Regions from separate parts of the Homo sapiens genome. Here region 1 is linked to region 2. The links are chromatin loops, found by intact Hi-C in ENCODE. Cell type or tissue: endothelial cell of umbilical vein. All regions are shown on one strand. Each heading gives the region's core, and the rest is flanking DNA. Links, peaks and the distances in the headings are about the cores only. Region 1 overlaps PALM2AKAP2 (PALM2 and AKAP2 fusion). Region 2 overlaps PALM2AKAP2 (PALM2 and AKAP2 fusion).

Region 1 (5,377 bases), core at 76-5,075, 58 kb after region 2:
ATATCACCTTTCTTATAGATTCGCATATACGTGGCCAAAGGAACAACTCCATGTTTTCTAAAAGGCCTAGAGAACATATGTCGGGAGCCTCTCCTCTTTCCCTTTGTGTTCGTCATTTTGGCGAATTACTGGAAGATGGAGGTTCCGCCCGAAAGGCTTTTTTTTTTTTTGTTCCTTCACAAGTTGATGGATTTTGAGGTTGTTTCTACCTTCTGGCAGTAAGTATTCTTGCTATGAATAGTTGCTGCTTTGGATAGTCACATGTAAGCCTTTGTGTGGACGTAGGTCTTCCTTTGTCTTGGGATTGTACCTAGGAGTAGAATTGCTGGGTCATATGGTAAATCTGGGTTTAACTTTTTAAAAAGCTGTCAGACTCTTTTCCAAAGCATCTACACCACTTTACACCTCACCAACAATGAATGAGGCTTCCAAGTTTTCTACATCCTAGCCAACACTTACTACTGTCCATCTTTTGATTATAACCATCCTAGTGGGTGTGGAGTCGTATGTCATTGTGGTTTTGGTTTGCATTCTCCTGGTGGCTAACGACACTGAGTTATTTTCATGTGCTTATTGGCTATTTGTATGCAGTTAATTTTTAATGGCTTGATTTCCTTTTTTGCCATAGTTTGTTCAATTATTAAATTGAAGCACTCTCTCATTGCAGCTGCCCAGTCAGTGTTTTCTGAGTGAGGGACCCTCTTCTTGACTGTGGCAGGAGGGTGCACTCAACTCACACTTCCCCTTTAAGATCACTGCCCTCTCCACCACTACGTCCCTCTGCAGGGGTTGCATCAATCTCTCTTCTTTCTATTTCTTTTCTTTCTCTCACTCTTTTATTTATTTCTTTCTTTCTTTTAGACAGGGTCTCGCTATGTCACCCAGGCTGGAGCACAGTGTGATCATGGCTTACTGCAGCCTCAACCTCCCAGGCCCAAGCAATCCTCCTACCTTAGCCTCCTGTGTAGCTGGGACTATAGGCGTGCAGCACCACACTTGGCTAAATTTTTATTTTTTGTAGAGAAGGAGGACTCCCTATGTTGCCCAGGCCAATCTTAAACTCCTGTGCTCAAGTGATCCTCGTTCCTCAGCCTCCCAAAGTGTGAGATTACAGGTGTAAGCCATCACACCCAGCGATTATCTCTCTTTTCTATTTTCCCTTCACATCTTAGCCTTTTTTCTTTAATTTTTTTATTAGCCTAATCAATGCTATTTTTTATTGTGGTAAAACAGATATAACATTTACCATTTTAAGCACTTTTAAAGGGTACCCGTCTGTGGCGTTAGGTACATTCAAAGTGTTCTGTAACCATCATCGTCATCCATCCTTCTCCAGAACTTTTTCAACATCTTCTTCAACCAAAACTCTCTACCCATTAAATACCAGCCCCCCATTCTCTCCTACTCCAGCTCCTGTCAACCACCTAAATGTTGCATTTTACACCTAAAATGTATTACTATTTAATTGCCTTCTCAAAGGGATTTTTAATACATTATGTTAATAGTAAAAAGCCAGTAAGGCCAGGCGTGGTGGCTCACTACTGTAATCCCAGCACTTTGGGAGGCCAAGGCAGGTGGATCACTTGAGGTCAGGAATTCAAGACCAGCCTTGCCAAATGGTGAAACCCCGTCTCTACTAAAAATACAAAAATTAGCTGGGTGTGGTGGCACACACCTGTAATCTCAGCCACTCTGGAGGCTGAGGCACGAGAATCGCTTGAACCCAGGAGGTAGAGGTTGCAGTGAGCCGAGATCGCGCCACTGCACTCCAGCCTGGGTAATAGAGCGAGATGCAGTCTCAAAAACAAAAACAAAAACAGAAAAGCCAGTAAGATGGCTACCCCTCAGAAATAAAGTAGGAAGCTGCTACAAGCTAGATTTTTAAAGATATTGCTGGTTACAAAAGTTCCTTTCTTCTGTGGCGTGAACTGTCCAGGACCCTCATACTGGAAATGTCTTGGCCTTATCCAGCTGGTGCCTTGCTGCAAGTCCCAAATCACACCTGCTTGGCTGTGCATCATTTTCTTGAATTTTGTTTATCCAACGACTGGATAAAATGACATCAAGTAATCCATGTTAAAGAAGTATCTCTAGGATAAAAATTTTGTGATTTGGCTGTCATTTCCATCAAATACACCAACTAAATCGTAGATGCTCTCTTTATCTTGCCCTCTTGTCCATATATACTAAGACTAAAAACTAAGTGTTTGCAAAAAAGAATACAAAAAATTTTAGCACAGCAGAATTTTCCTCAGAATGAAGTCTGGTATTCTTATTTACATGTTCAATATTTCTCATTTATGCTTGAACAAGAAACAAGGTTGGTAGCCCTTAGGCAAACTAGAGATTCTGGCTGTAAAACCGTTTGAAAAGGGTACATTTCTATTCAAGGACATGGGAAAGCCACATTTAAAAAAGGATGTTGCTTCTCTACACGTAAAACTTGTTGGAAGACAGATTATCCTCCTAGAAGAGCAGATGTTCTCTATTACAAAAGAGGAAAAGCATTTAGACTCTTCCGGTGGTGAATAGAGGCCACAGGTTACAGCTTTCTTTGGCCTTTGCTTTTAAAAAAACATTCTGCTGAAGGCCTTTTGTTGCCAGTGGTGTCCAGCCGGTTGCCCTTTGTATTTGATGATGACGACATTGAAAGGATTGTTTTGTGCAGGGACTCTGGACAAAAAAGAGACATTTGGGACAGAAAACCTTTCTACATTGTGTATATACATAAAGATCGCTCTAAATTTGGTTCCTTGCCAAAGGAAATATTTTCGAAGATTTTTTAAAAATCCTTGAAACTATTCAGGGTAGTGGATCTCAGAGGGGGTTTGGCATTGGTGAGTAGGAGGCATATCGGTACTATATGGGTCAGTTTTTATAATACATGTCTTTGAGAATCATTGTCTTGAATTTTCTTTAAAATGAATATGAAGAGCTCTGTTGTAAACTGTAATAAACTATATTATTAATGGTTATTTATTGTTCCTGTGTGCTACTCCCTATTTGTCAAATAAAATAAATGTGAAAGAAATGAAGTCACAACCATTGACAGCTTTCAATAATCTATGTGTAGATAAGGAATATTCGTGGCAAGTGAATAATCTCAGGTACCTTCTTCTTTGCCGTTTTATTTCTTCGCTGTGTTCTCTTGCCAACAATAATAGCTAACATGGGTTGAACGTTTGCTTTGAGCTGAGTACTGTGCTACACATACACCATCTCGTGTAATCCTCCAGATGACTCTGCTAAGGAGAAACTGTTATTAATCCCATTCTACAGATGTGGTGGCTGTGGCACAGTAAAGTAACTTACCCAAGATCTCAAAGTGAGTGTGTGGTGGAGCCAAGCTTTGAACCCAGATGGAAGGACACTTTGTAGCCTCTCTGTTTGGGTTTTAATAAGTGCAGGTTTATTTTTTTTTAATTAGCTAAAGCAGGGGAGCTCCAATGACAGGGCAAGGGTAGCTTAGCCAGATAAAATATTAGATGTCCAGTTCGATTTGAATTAAATTGCATGGGACATACTTATATTAAAAAATTATTTGTTGTTTACCTAAAATTCAGATTTTACTGGGTGTTCTGTATTTTTATTTGCCAAGTCCAGTGGCCCTAGGCAAGAGGAGTGTTGCAAAGGAAATGAAGGGAACCGCGTAATGTGTTTTGATTATTGTCCTTTGGGATTATTTGTGGTTTTGGGTTCTTTTTGAAAAAAAAAAAAAAAGACTTTTTTCATTTTAAACATGACAATGTATTTTATTAAGCTTTAAACCAGACAGATGTATATTTTAAGGACTTGTAATATGCTGATAACCTATCAAGGGACATCCCTTGATATGCTTCTTTGCTAGGAATCCAAATCTGATCCATGCCAAGATTTGTACCTCATTGGTTTCTCTATGAAGTGAAACTATGAGAAACACTACCCTCTATTTGTTTGTTTGATTGTTTTTTCTTTTGAACAACAGCAACAACAAAAACCCTTTACCTCAATCTGGGTATATCATGACTTTTTGGAAGCCTTATTCTAGGATCTTCTTTTTAGTTGGGATATCAGTGTTAGCCTAATTTCATTTTCTGCAGATAGCTTCATCATCCCAATTTTTAAAATGTTGATGAAATACTCTTGTGCTTTTATCAACTCCTACTTGGTAAAATCCCCTATCTCTGAGTGGTCACCCTAAAATACATGACATGGGCATGGATATTCCCAGCAAAAGTTCTGACACATTCACAAATGCTTCCTGAGGACATCTGTCTGTTTCCTTCTATGCACATTTTGAACATTCCAGCAGTGAGAATGACTAATGATGCTAAAGCTCTAGAAACTGTCACGTGTTGCTGTTCAGTATGTCAGAGCCTGTCTGCAGATAAGCCTCATTTCTTAAGAATAATCTGTCCCAATCAAGCTAGTTTTGCAACAAGGCTCATTTGCAAGTACCAAAGTCTATGACTTGTGAAAGAACCAAGCCACGCAAACCAAACACAGAACCCAGTGACAGAAACTATTGGTCTTTAGTGCGACTGGAAGGTAGCCAACCTGGTTCCCATTTAGGCAGGGAACCAGTTTGTCTCTCCAGTTAATGTCTGAATAAATTACCATTCATGTCCCTGAGGGTTTGGAATGATTGCAAATTATTTCTGAAATCCTGGGTAGAACTCATGTGGCCACTTACGATAAGCCTTGTCCTTCTGCAACTGGTCAGGTATCAGAGAGGTCTCATAAATCAAGATTGTAGTTATCAGGAAAAGTTGTTGGATTCATAGAGTAGGGGCCAAGGGAAAACTTTCCCTTTGCCCTCTGAAATTTCGTTGAAAAATCAATTGACACTAGACAGATTAACGGGAGAAATGGCATAGAAGTTTACTAATGTGCAAAGAGAGAAAATTACACACAATGGGGTACAGATGGTTATATACCCTTCTTCTTAGAGGAAACGGAGATAGGAAGTGTGGAGATAGGAAGTGGGGGGAAGGGCAGTAAATGATTTTTACTTGAAGAACCAACAGTGACCTGGGACAAAGTCTGTTGGGCCCACAGAACAGACAACAATTTGTGACAGAAGTCTGTTCAGATGTGTTGACAGACTTCATTCAGTCTTTCTTCCTGCTATATGAGTTGCTAATGGCAACTCAAGGAAGAGACCAGAAGTAATTGTTTTCTTCTCTGGAGGGTAAGATTTTAGGTAGATAAGGGAACTTCACAGAACCATTTCATCCTGTGCGTAGGGGAGAGACAGAAGATTGAGAGACAGGAGTGAGGGGAGGTCAGAGAGACCTTGAGCCTTCTTCAGGTTCAGAATATCAAAGCATCATATTTGGGGATATAGGTTTCTGAGCCCTAACAATGGGAAGAATGATCTTTCTGTATCATATGAATA
Region 2 (5,377 bases), core at 132-5,131:
CAAACCTAGAAGCTAAAACGAAAATGATTTATGTTCTATGCTGTTGTTGTTATTATTATCTCTTGCAGTTCAGCTATGTAGTTCTTGGGATCTGTCACAAGCTGGTGGTTAGATGTAGCTGGGGCAAGAGTCAAGAGTCATCCTGAAGGCTTCCTCCCCCTCGTGTCCGGTGGTAGATGCTGGCTGGCTGTTGGGACCTCAGCTGGGGCTGTCAGCGAGAACATCTCCCCAGGGCATCTCCATGTGGCAAGGGGCTCTTCACAGCTCAGCAGCTGTATCTCAAGACAGAGAACCAGGCAGAAGATGTATTACCTTTTCTTGCCCAGCCTCCAAGTCTCACAGCATCGCTTCTGCCACCTTCTATGTATTAGAAGCAAGGCACTAAGGCCAGCCCATATGCAAGGGTAGCGCAGTGAGACTCCGTGTCTTTTTTTTTTTTTTTTGAGACAGAGTTTCATTCTGTTGCCCAGGCTAGAGTGCAGTGGCACGATCTTGGCTCACTGCAACCTCCACTTGCTGGGTTCAAGTGATTCTTGTGCCTCAGACTCCCGAGTAGCTGTGACTACAGGCAGGCGCCACCACACCCAGCTAATTTTTGTATTTTTAGTGGAGATGGGATTTCACCATATTGGCCACGCTGGTCTCAAACTCCTGAATTCAGGTGATCTGCCCGCCTTGGCCTCCCAAAGTGTTGGGGTTACAGGCGTGAGCCACCGCACTTGGCTGAGACTCCATGTCTTGAAGGGAGAAGTGTCAAAGAATTTTTAGACATGTCTCAAAACCACCACAATGGCCTGCTTAAGGAAGCTCTGGGAGGAACAGAAAGTGGTGGATGAGTCAACCAGGGAAAGTTGACTTTGTTGTGTTTAAATTTGTGGGTTTGGGGTACCATGAAGACCACTTGAAGTTATTCTCCAACAGGCAGGATGGTGTGTGAGTATCTGAGTATCTATCTCTCACACCAGATCATAAGCTTCTTGAAAGCAAGGACTTGGTCTTTTTCTCTGCAATAGTTCTGGTGTCTACCACAGTGCTTGGCACACAAAAGTGACCCAAACAATGTTTGTTTGATGAGGGAATGAATAAATGAATGAATGAATGAATGGTAAAGGATTTAGGACTGAGGCTGTGTGGTCTGAAGAAGAAAGGATACTGGAATTCTGGAAATCTCTCCCAGAACAGTCCTCTCTGGCACTTCTCCCAGGGAGAGGGACTCCTGCATTTGCTCAGAGGCCACCATGGCCCTGGGGGTCTGGCCTGCCTGCTTTGCAACTTGAGGCCCTCGCGTACCCCATAGGCTGTGGAAGGCCTGGATCTGCTGGGAAACCTCCTTCTTCCACTAAATGGAAACTGGAATTCCAGGAGAAAGCAAAAATCAACAAGAGCTATTTTGATTATAATGATATCTCATTTCTAAGCAGCTCTCTCTATTTCCTGTTTATAGCCCAAACTGAGAGCAGAAGCGACTAGATCTCTCAGTGAAAGGTTTTCTCCGAAGACGTCTAGCTATATCATCAACAGGAAACAGTACTCTCCCAAGACAAAAGTCCCTGTCTCTGGCCACTCTGTTGGGTTTCATTGCACCCTACAAAGGGAGGTGGGAAACCTGGGTTTCTGAAAGAGGCCCTGATTTTGTGTTAGCCTTCAGCATCTACCACTTGTACCCAGCTCCCAGTCCCCCAAATTTCTGGGGACTCCATGTGAAATCAATGCACAGGAATTGTGGGGGGAAGCCCTAAGGAGTCCAGCCGCGATTTTCAGCGCGATTTTCAGGGCAGCTACATTTCACTTCAAAACTCCCAGTAAGTCTGCCACTAAGACCCCTGGAAAGGCTGGCTATGTCAGCCCTCTGTCTTCATTAGAAGAATCTCAGGATTTCTTCCAGTGACAGAACATGATCCTCAGATTCCAGGGAGTGACCCCAGACCCAGTTCCTCTCCGGGCTATAAAACTGTGGAGTGTGACACAGACAGAGAGACTGTGGTAATTTAGAGACTAAGAAAAAAACTGACTAGAAAGCAACTGAACAGAACAGCTGCAGGAATGTAAAATGCAAGACCCTCTGATCTGACAGTCTTTTCCTGCACCTCTACAAATGTGCGTGCACACACACACACACACACACACACGACTCCCAGAAAGGACCCTCTGAAGACAGGACATTTCAGCTGACATCTGAAAGATGAGGAAGGCAGCCATGCCAAGAGTATTCCAGAAAGAAGGAACAGGGTTTGCAAAAGCTCAGCAGCTCCACAGCTGCTGGTCTGGGCCAAATAGGACAGACAGCCTGTGGCTCTCCCCACACCTTGTGCTTCCTCACTCAGCCACTGTGAGTCTCCTCTCGCCTGAAACAGTCTCCCGCTCTGTCCTAACCTTCCAGCATCTTTCTCATTCACTCTGTCTCCTGAATATCACCCACAAAGGGTAGCAGTATCAGTCTTGGTCCACACACTTATGCAAGAAGTGCCACTTTGTTTTCTTTAAATCAAGTGATATCAGACTCTGTACCCCAAGGCTGCTGGTCTGGCAGGCAGTTCAAACTCAGTCGTTCACGGGGCTCTCTCCCACCCAAGGTCATGCAAAGGTGACATGCTCATCTTGGGGAAGGCCCATCATCACTGGTTCTCACTGGATTTATCCTTGGGTGTGCATTGTCCTGGTTTTCAGAGCCCCTTCAGGGCTGAAGTCTGTGTGGCTTCTGAGCCAAGCTTGGAGACAGGAGCCTTGGCAGAGGCTGGGAGCCTGGAATCAGCATCCAGCTTCCCTGCTTACACCACAGTGTAGCACTCCCACATCCTCACCCCACCCCACCCCAAGTGCAGCCTACAGCCCCTCCCCTCTACTGCTTCTGGGAGAAAGTGCACCCCTCCCCGAACCCCACCAGGATGCCTAGCTTCATCTCTTTAGTGAACTTTTGGCTTTTGCAAAAGACCTGAAGGCCCATTGACCAAAAGTAGCCTCTGCCCAGGCAAGGGAGCACAAAACCCACTCATCTTCTAGAAATGGACTGGAGAGTGCAACACAGGAAGTGCCCACACAGATGTTTCCTAGACCTTGCCTTTAGGGTCCCTCTGTTCTCAGGGATGCAGTCTATCCAGCCCTGGGAACTTGAACTCCCTGAGAACAATGTCCCTCTCTATCTATGGTAAAGGATTAGGTTTTGTTTTTTTTCTTTTAAGCTTCCAGTTCATCTCAGAACAGTACTTTTGTAAAGTACAATGAAAGTGAATGATGAGAAAAGTAAAATTTTTGAAAGACACACAGAATACAGGTACTGATTTTTTATTATTAGATTCAATAAATTGTTATTAAGGGTTCTAAACATATTCTTTCCATTTCTGCACTCACTTGGTCACCGATCAGTAACCAACTGTGGAGGGACACGGATTGGTGGGCCACTCACTTTGAGGAGCGCTGCCTTAGAGCACTCAGGAGGGAGCAGTGAGTCCTTCTTCACCTCTAGAAATGTGGAGCTTAGTGAACTGTAGAATCTTCAAGGGGTTAGGGTAGAAGCTGGAAACAAGGACAGCCTTTACCTAGTGAGCCAAGAAACTAAAATCCAGCCTCCTCTTACAACTACTTACAATGCAAAAAGAATTACAGTGTAGGACTATGGAGCCTGCCTCTGGGGCAGGCTGCCTGGTGATACATTCAGCACTGCCACTTACTGCCTTGACCCAGGATGAGTTAATAGCTCACAGCCTCAGTTTACTCATCTGTCCAATTAGGATAGTAGTACTATCTCATAGGGTTTTTGTAAAGACTGAAGTTAATAAGTGCATAATCACATAGAGTTGCTCTTGGAAAATAGTAAGTGCCTGTGAATATTAAAAATTTCCTGGCCAGGTGCCGGGGCTCATGCCTGTAATCCCAGCACTTTGGGAGGCCAAGGCAGAAGAATTACTTGAGCCTAGGAGTTTTGAGACCAGCCTGGGCAACATAGGGAGACCCTGTGTCTACAAAAAAAATTTAAAAAATTATCTGGGCATGGTGGCATACACCTGTAGTCCCAGCTACTCAGGTGGATGAGGTGGGAGGATTGCTCAAGCCCAGGAGGCCGATCACACCACTACACTGCAGCCTGGGCAACAGAGCAAGACCCTGTCTCAAATAAAATAAAATAAAAGTTTCCTTAGAAAGAAAGCTTCAGGAGGTTAGGGATCTTTATTTCCTGATGTTTCCCAAATGCCTAGAACCATGCCTGGCACATAGCAGTGCTCAGTAAATATCAGTGAATGAATCCATCTCCTTATCCAATGCTGAACTTCAGGCTTCCATGTTTATCCCACTCTTAGTCCCTTTTTTTTTTTTTTTTTTTTTTTTTTTTTTTACAGAGAAAAGGGGTCTGTTTGCTCTTTGTGTTCTTTGTGTTCATAGTGTTTCCAAGCCCCAGGCCATTCAGAGCTTTTGTCTCCAGTGCCCCACACATTCAAGAAAGACTTGAATTGCCTCTCAGGTCTGAACCTGTTTTGTGCAGGGTGTCCAAGCTGGAGTGCAATGGACCGGTCTTGACTCACTGCAACCTCCCACTCCCGGCTTCAAGCGATTCTCCTGTCTCAGCCTCCCAAGTAGCTGAGATTACAGACGTTCGCCACCAAGCCTGGCTAATTTTTGTATTTTCAGTAGAGATAGGGTTTCACCATGTTGGTCAGGCTGATCTCGAACTCCTTACCTCAGGCAATCCGACTGCCTCAGCCTCCCAGAGTGCTGGGATTACAGGCGTGAGCCACCGCGCCCAGCCAAGATACATTGTTGCAGAGTGTAAAACCAGATCTTGTTGACCTGGCATTTAGACCTTCCAAAATCTGATTTCCACCTGTGTTTCTAGGCATGTGACCCACTGCACACTACACAGCCCCCACAGGGACCATTTCTCCTACCCTGAGCAAGCCATTCCTCCAAGACACACTTCTTTGCAACTCCTGCCCGTTGAAAGATTACTCATTCTACCAAGCCAGGCTTAAATGCTGCCTACTCTCTGAAGCTGTCTCTGATATTCCACCAGAGTTCGTCTCTCATCTGCACATCTACTAATTCTCTGTTCTCAACTCCTGTTCAGAAGACCTTGTAATCAAGTTCATTGTTTGCACATCTGTCCCTTTACTAAGGTGGAACTCCTTAAGGACAAGGGACCATATCTTCAGCAGCTCTGAATAGCATTGGTGCTTCATGCAGGGCCTTGCCTATAAATACAACTTCAACAGGTGGGAGTTGTTGGTGGGTTCCCACCTGCAAGCATAAGTCAGCAGGCTTCACAGTGAGTGGCCTAACATAGGTGTGGATCAGAAGGAAATGAAAGCTTCATTCTAGCTTCCCCAATACTACTTGTCTCTTACCATTCCGTTGTCTTGAGTATTCTTTGGGGAACCTGCTGATA

The links. Hi-C counts contacts between places; a loop is a spot of excess contacts. Peaks named below come from ENCODE experiments on the same cell type or tissue, not always from the same donor. Only the 100,000 strongest peaks of a DNase experiment are listed, where the experiment ranks them.
Region 1: it touches region 2 in a loop (6-fold over the local background); 8 of 110 quality-filtered maps call a loop at or near these places.

The regions. Positions count from the first base shown.
Region 1 is chr9:110,025,243-110,030,619 of GRCh38, forward strand. All of the region lies in intron 7 of PALM2AKAP2 (PALM2 and AKAP2 fusion), which reads left to right. It also overlaps the pseudogene RPL21P87. Among named protein-coding and RNA genes, the nearest start is that of C9orf152, 180 kb to the right of the region's middle. RefSeq lists an enhancer at 2,429-2,598 and a cis regulatory region at 2,514. In endothelial cell of umbilical vein, for the core only: no CTCF peak of the experiment used is centred there; DNase peaks (open chromatin) are centred at 2,619, 3,209 and 4,289; H3K27ac peaks cover 3,667 bases.
Region 2 is chr9:109,966,985-109,972,361 of GRCh38, forward strand. The region is part of intron 6 of PALM2AKAP2 (PALM2 and AKAP2 fusion); the gene reads left to right. Among named protein-coding and RNA genes, the nearest start is that of PALM2AKAP2, 190 kb to the left of the region's middle. RefSeq lists enhancers at 594-643, 654-773, 1,164-1,233, 5,288-5,377. In endothelial cell of umbilical vein, for the core only: a CTCF peak has its summit at 2,331; DNase peaks (open chromatin) are centred at 1,397, 2,357 and 3,057; H3K27ac peaks cover 2,976 bases.